2 separate regions of the Homo sapiens genome follow, and region 1 is linked to region 2. The links are chromatin contacts, found by Hi-C or POLR2A ChIA-PET in ENCODE. All regions are on one chromosome and are shown on one strand. The core of a region is the stretch at or near the end of the contact, and the rest is flanking DNA. Distances in the headings are between cores, read along the strand shown.

Region 1 (2,988 bases), core at 267-2,766, 520 kb before region 2:
CCCTCATCCTGCTGCAGGCTAACTGTGCTTCCTGGGGGGAAGCCAAGTCAACGCAGGCACATCCCCTTGTCCTCTCTGAGGCCTGTGGGAAGTGATGGGTCTGCTCCCCGAGTGCCATTCCAAAGGCCCCATTAGCTGCCCTGATGTGAAGGGCCACAAACCTCCATTTCTTTCGCAAAGCCCAGTTGTTCTGATGACTTCTTTCTAGAACACAGGTATCTTTTTATGTGGCAGTTGTTCAGGCTGATCCCTAGGAAGTATCTGTTTCTTTGTTAAGGCAACCAGGCAGCACGGCAACCCCAATTTAACCATCAAATTCTGGAAGCCTGCTAGGTGCCCAGTCCAGGGAAATTCTGATTGGGAGCTGTGGCCAGCACAGGGCCTTTAAGCCTGCTTGGGGGCTCTAGCTCCTTTTTCTGTACTGAGGCTGCCTTTCTTAAGACAATCTCTTTCCTAAGAAGTTTACAAGCCACTATAACAAGTCCTCAAGGAACTCCAGTGGGTGCCAAGCACTGGGGCTATGGAGTCCCATTTCCATTCTTTAGTCTGCTCTTCTGTTTGCCTGGATTTCCGCCATCCTTGTCCTCTCCCCAATGACTTGGTGTGTCTCTTTCGTCTGACTCTTGAAAAAGCAGCCAGGCCATGCACACTGGAAGTCTCCTTGAACACCCCAGGTGAACCTGGTCACTTCCACACTTTGTCCACACTTCCACTAGAAGGCTCATCACACTGTATCATAACTGTCACTTTACCTGTTTGCTTCCCCAACTAGACCAAGCTCCTTGAGGCCAGGGATTGGATATTTTTGTTCCTATGCCCCCGGTGCTTCACACAGCTCTTGGCACATAAGTAGCTGTGTGCTCAGCAAATTTATTTTATATGAGCCAATGGGCTCTGTTACTAAGGGGCTGATTGATGTTCTAACACCTACAATAAAGTGTGGTCCATGCAAAGTACATGAAAAGTGCAGACTCTTTTCAGAGGAGTTAATTTATTCATTGAGGCCAGGCACGGTGGCTCATGCCTGTAATCCCAGCACTATGAGAGGCCGAGGTGGGAGGATCACTTGAGGCCAGGAGTTCAAAACCAGCCTGGCAACATGGTGAGACTCCATTAAAAAAAAAAAAATCATTGAGAAAGAGAGGGAGACACAGAGAGAGGCAGGACACTAGCAGAAAGTTACCAACTGGCATGAGTCGTTTATTTGTGGGATGCTTTATGGTTGAGGAAGCTGGACCCCACCCTTTCTCTTTCTGAGGTGCCCACAGCAGCCTGTGCAGTTCCTGATGATCAGCTCCATTTTCCAGACGGGGAAGCTGGGACTTAGAGCCCAGCTTTGTGACCAGCGAAGGTCACAAAGCTGGTGGTGGAGCCAGCACTAGCGCCCAGGTCTTCTTTCTCACATCACATTTCCTCTCCAGGGAGCAGTACAAGATGTTATTAGGCAGTAAGTGCCAAGTGAGCAGAACAGACAGCTGTAGAGCTCGAGAGTAGGGAGGGCGGAGGGGGGCGCTGGAGACCTTCCCAGAGGAGGTCTGGGAGCTGGGCCTGGAAAGAAGGCAGCTGCTTTGTCCCTCATGCATGGTTCTCAGAAATGCAGGACCACAACAACTAGTCTCTAGCCACATTCACTGGGGACACTTGTAGGGCTACAGACTCCCCAACTGTGGGAGATAAACGAGCATCAGCTATTATCTTCCTTTCTCGGTCCGGAGCAATTAGGGGCGGTAATTGTGCAAGCGCTGCTGGGAGTTGTAGTTCCCAGTCGCGCCAGACCGGCGAGATAGGGGAGAGCGCCCCCTGGTGCTTCAGGGCTTGTTCAGCCCAGATCTTGTTTGTGCTCTGCTGAGCCCCTCCGCCGCCCCTACAGGCTCACCCCAGTAGAATCCCTCCACCAGTCCCTTGAAGTCATGCTCCGACCTCCCCTACTCAGGTTCTCTCTCTCTCTCCTCACCATCTTCGGGTTTTCTTTCCACACTTGCTCATCTCTTTTTCTGTCCCTCTTCTCGAAGGCTTTCAGGTTCTCTTTGGCTGCTCCTCAGGCCTCTTGGCGTCTCTGGGCTGACCCAGGTCTCCGGTGGTAAAGGGACTGGAGCCCGTGGAGGCGCAGGCTCCAGAGTAGCTAGCTTTGCCACCCACCCCAGGAGACTGGAGGCAGGGCTGAGGAGTCGAGAAATGGCCTCGTTTCTCCACTTGGCCTTGGCAGCCACTGTCCAGCCCCAGACCCGCCTCTTTCCTTTTTGCTGGCCTCTTGTTCTGTCCCAATCACTTACTCACATGGTTGCCTTATTCTTTTCTTTCTTTCTGTTTGACTCTCTTTAATGATACTTTCTTTGACTGCAGTGAAGGTGAGGGAGTGGGAGGAATGGCTTCTGGGTGGGACTAGTACATGTGGCAAAACCAAGGTCAAACATTCCTTTTTCTGGTCCTTGAGCCCCCTGGTTCTCCTAGTGCCTGGGCAGCAGGCTTCGTTGCTATGGAAACAGCAAGGCCCCAGAAAGCCTTGGCTTCTGTTCCCTAGAGGTCCCTGTCCACTTTCGTTGCTGGCTCTCTTCCCATCTCCTGTACCTGTTCCCGCAGGGCTTGCTCCTTTTCTTTATCCAGATAGCCGCGCTCATCCCTTCTTGCTCCCTCACAGCCCTGAGCCGTCTTCATTTCTTGTCTGTCTCTGCGATGGTTCTCCTTTTCCTGGCTCTGCCCCACCTCCCTCCTTCCCTCCTCCTTGCCACTCTTCCCCGCCTTACCCTCTTGTCTCTGCTGGGGTCCTCACTTTTGCTTTCTGGCCCTCCCCGCTGGTACCATAAGTAGACAGAGGAAGGGATTCAGACTGTCCCGATGTTGCCCAGGCCCCCACCAGCCTTGCTGCCCTGTGGCCTCAGGAAACCGGGCCTTGCCAGCTGCAGTGAGTGCTGTGCCAGGCTCTGGGGCAGCAGCTGGTGCCTTGGCATCCGGAGGCAGTGAGGACAGAGGCTGTGGGCAGCCTGCCTA
Region 2 (3,069 bases), core at 112-2,611:
GAACCCTTGGGCTCAAGTGTTTGCCTGCCTCAGCCTCTGGAGTAGCTGGGACTAGAGGTGAGTGTCTACCACCATACCAGGGTAATTTTTTTGTGTGGGGGCGGGTAGAGATGAGGGGGTCTCACTATATTGCCCAGGCTGGTCTTGAACTCCTGGCCTCTAATAATCCTCTTGCCTCAGCCTCCCAAAGTGCTGGGATTACAGGTGTGAGCACTTATTCATTATTCATTATTACATTCATTATATTATTATAATGGCCCGGCCTGTATTCATTATATTTATCATAAAGTAATATTAATAGTACATAAAAATATATAAAAGTACTTAAAAATCCATCCTCGTGTTTTTTGTTTTGTTTTCTTTGAGACAGAGTCTCGTTCTGTCACCCAGGCTGGAGTGCAATGGCACGATCTCGGCTCACCGCAACCTCCGCCTTCCGGGTTCAAGTGATTCTCCTGCCTCAGCCTCCCGAGTAGCTGTAATTAACAGGCATGCACCACCACGCCTGCATAATTTTTGTATTTTTAGTAGAGACGGGGTTTCGCCATGTTGGCCAGGCAGGCCTCGAACTCCTGACCTCGTGATCCACCCAACTCGGCCTACCAAAGTGCTGGGATTACAGGCGTGAGCCACCGCGCCCGGCCGGTTTTTGTTTAAAAAAGAAAAGAAAAAAAAAAAAAAACACACAGACACACACAAAAACATCACCCCAATCCTTCCACCCTTGAACGCCACTTGAAGCCTAAGTTTCCTGCCTCCAAATTCCACTATTTCCACCCTCGACTCTCCTCCCCAGCTGTCCTAGATTCTGCTCCAGCTGAGCCTTGGCCCCGGGGCTGTTAGAAGGCAGAGGCTCTGGGGAGAAGTCCCCAAACCGGATTTACCCGTTCGTCGCACCTGTCCCTAGGAGGGCAGGCTGGGGTGTGGAGGCGGTGCCCTGCTGACCCGCGGGGAGAGAAGCCCGGGTCTCCCAGGCTGCAAAACGCTCGGCACTGCGGAAGCCGCGCCAGGCTCTCCCAGCTCGATACGCAGCGGCCGGCGCGCCTGCTCCGCCGCGGGGCCGAGCGGCAGAGGGGCCCGGGGCTGCGTGGAAGGCCCGGGGGCTTCAGCCCGTGCCGGGGAAGCCGACGCTCAGCCAACCAGAAAGTTAGAGGCGGCCGAGGTCTCGCGGAGGGGAGGCGCCTGGCGGCCACGGGAGAAGTCGAAGGGCTCAGGCGGGGCTCCATCCGCGACACTGGGAGCCCGGGCGGGCGCGCACGTGTGTATACGAGTGCGTGGGCCCATCCGGCGGCCCGGACTACAAGTTCCAGGGTGCCCAGCGGCGCTCCCGGGTTTTCTGGCCGCGCCTCCCGCTGGCTCCGAGCAGGTCGCCGCTGGCTGGCAGTCGCCACCCGGTCCCAGAGTAAATAAGGGAGAGACACTCCCGAGCGCCGTAAATAGAGTCCAAGTGGGCGGAGAGCCGTCCCGCGCCGCCCGCTCATGTCTCTACAGAGCCGACTGTCCGGCCGCCTGGCACAGCTGCGCGCGGCGGGGCAGCTGCTCGTCCCCCCGCGCCCCCGGCCCGGACACTTGGCGGGTGCCACGAGGACCCGCAGCAGCACGTGCGGTCCCCCGGCGTTCCTGGGCGTGTTCGGCCGCCGTGCGCGGACCTCGGCGGGAGTTGGGGCGTGGGGGGCGGCGGCGGTGGGGCGGACAGCCGGGGTGCGCACTTGGGCCCCCCTGGCCATGGCGGCGAAGGTGGACCTGAGCACCTCCACCGACTGGAAGGAGGCGAAATGTAAGTGTAAGCACGAGGGGGCGCGAGGGAGAGGGCGGCCTCACGTGGAGCTTCCCGGCTGGGCGGCCCCCAACGAGCGAGCAGCCCCTTCCACCCGAGAGACCTGGGGAAGTTGAGGCCCCATCTGCCCTGGAACGGACCCCTCCTCCCCATTGACAGCCCCCCCCGCCCCCGCGCGTGTTCCCAGCCCCACAGAACAATTCACTCCAGACCAGGTCCAAGTGTCCACGCAGGGGGCAGCGTGAGGAAGGCGGCCTTCCTTACCCCATTGGAATGGGTCACAGGGCACCCCAGAGATTGTGCAGGACCTACCAACTTCCTTCCCTGTGCAGGAGGGAAACTGAGGCCGAGTGCCACAGCTGGCTTCCCCAAGGTCACTCGGAGCTGGTGGCAAAGTGGAGGTTATGATCCCGGACTCTCCAAACTTTGCACAGTGTGGTTCTTAAGTGTTCGGGAATGGGGCTGAGGGAACAGCTCCGGGGCTGGCGTCCCACCTGGTGGGGCACGTAACCTCACAGAGTGACCTTCCTGGGCTGGCCTGTCCTGCCTCCACCCCACCCCAAGCCCGCACTCTGATGCCTTCCTGGGCACGTGGTCTGGCGCCCTTTTCCCCTTCTCGCTGGCCTCTGGCCACTTGTGAGCAGTTTGCTCATGCCAGGAACAGAGGTTAGAGGAGCAGGGCAGAGGTGGGGTCTTGTCCCTGTGACAACTGATGACACCCTTCAAGAATCACACCACTTCCTCTTGCTCCTGGAGGGGGCATGAGTCTGGGGCCTGGGGAGAGAGAGAACCCAAGCTGCCGCTACTGAGCCCCAAATAGCCCTGCCGGGCACCCAGCTGCCCCTGCCTTTCAGGGCCTGCCTCCTGGGATCCTGTGACTCTTCCCGGCTGGATCCCCTTTCAAAAGTGCAGGGAAGTGGCTAATTGGCTGGGCCTCCGTGGTGGAGTAGGTGTGGCCTCTGGGCTGGGCAGGCAGGATGGGGGGGTCCTGCGGTGTTAGGGGTGAAGAGAAGATGGCTTTCTCGGGACCAGAGGTGGAAATCAAAATGATTTACTCCTGACATGAATTGTGTGGCCTGCGCCAGGATCTAAAAGTGACGGCAGAAAGCACCGACTTTAGCCCGTGAGCAGATGGAGAACTTGTCAGGCACTTGGCCCTTGCCCCAGAACAGCAGGAGGAGTTTGGGGCTGGCAGAGACCCCTGGAGGGGGAGCCACTGTCCCCACAGAGACCCCTGCTCCCCTGAGCACTCTCTCAGAGGACAACAACCCAGGAGGGTGGGAAAGAGCTAC

What was found. A loop is a pair of places that touch in the nucleus more often than their neighbours do. ChIA-PET counts read pairs that join two places held with the same protein, here RNA polymerase II (POLR2A). Pooled maps may share reads with other maps.
Region 1: a loop to region 2 is called in a pooled map, with 5 times the contacts of the local background. The contact joins the enhancer-like site here to the promoter of MACROD1 in region 2. A Hi-C loop is called at or near these places in 2 of 50 pooled maps. POLR2A ChIA-PET finds 5 or more read pairs at or near these places in 3 of 52 experiments (A673, H1 and activated naive CD4-positive, alpha-beta T cell).

The regions. Positions count from the first base shown.
Region 1 is chr11:64,687,384-64,690,371 of GRCh38, reverse strand. The region is part of intron 5 of NRXN2 (neurexin 2); the gene reads left to right. Among named protein-coding and RNA genes, the nearest start is that of NRXN2, 34 kb to the left of the region's middle. RefSeq lists enhancers at 1,423-1,472, 1,612-2,532. Within about 2 kb of position 1,516, at least 25 of the 41 ENCODE cell types and tissues checked have a DNase peak (open chromatin) inside an H3K27ac peak, as active enhancers do.
Region 2 is chr11:64,164,405-64,167,473 of GRCh38, reverse strand. MACROD1 (mono-ADP ribosylhydrolase 1) reads left to right here and starts at 1,361. Exons shown (of 11, transcript NM_014067.4): 1 at 1,361-1,777. The coding sequence starts at 1,480. LOC105369339 (a long non-coding RNA gene) reads right to left here and starts at 1,236. Exons shown (of 3, transcript XR_950187.3): 1 at 885-1,236. RefSeq lists silencers at 975-1,234, 1,495-1,574, 1,705-1,804 and an enhancer at 1,342-1,842.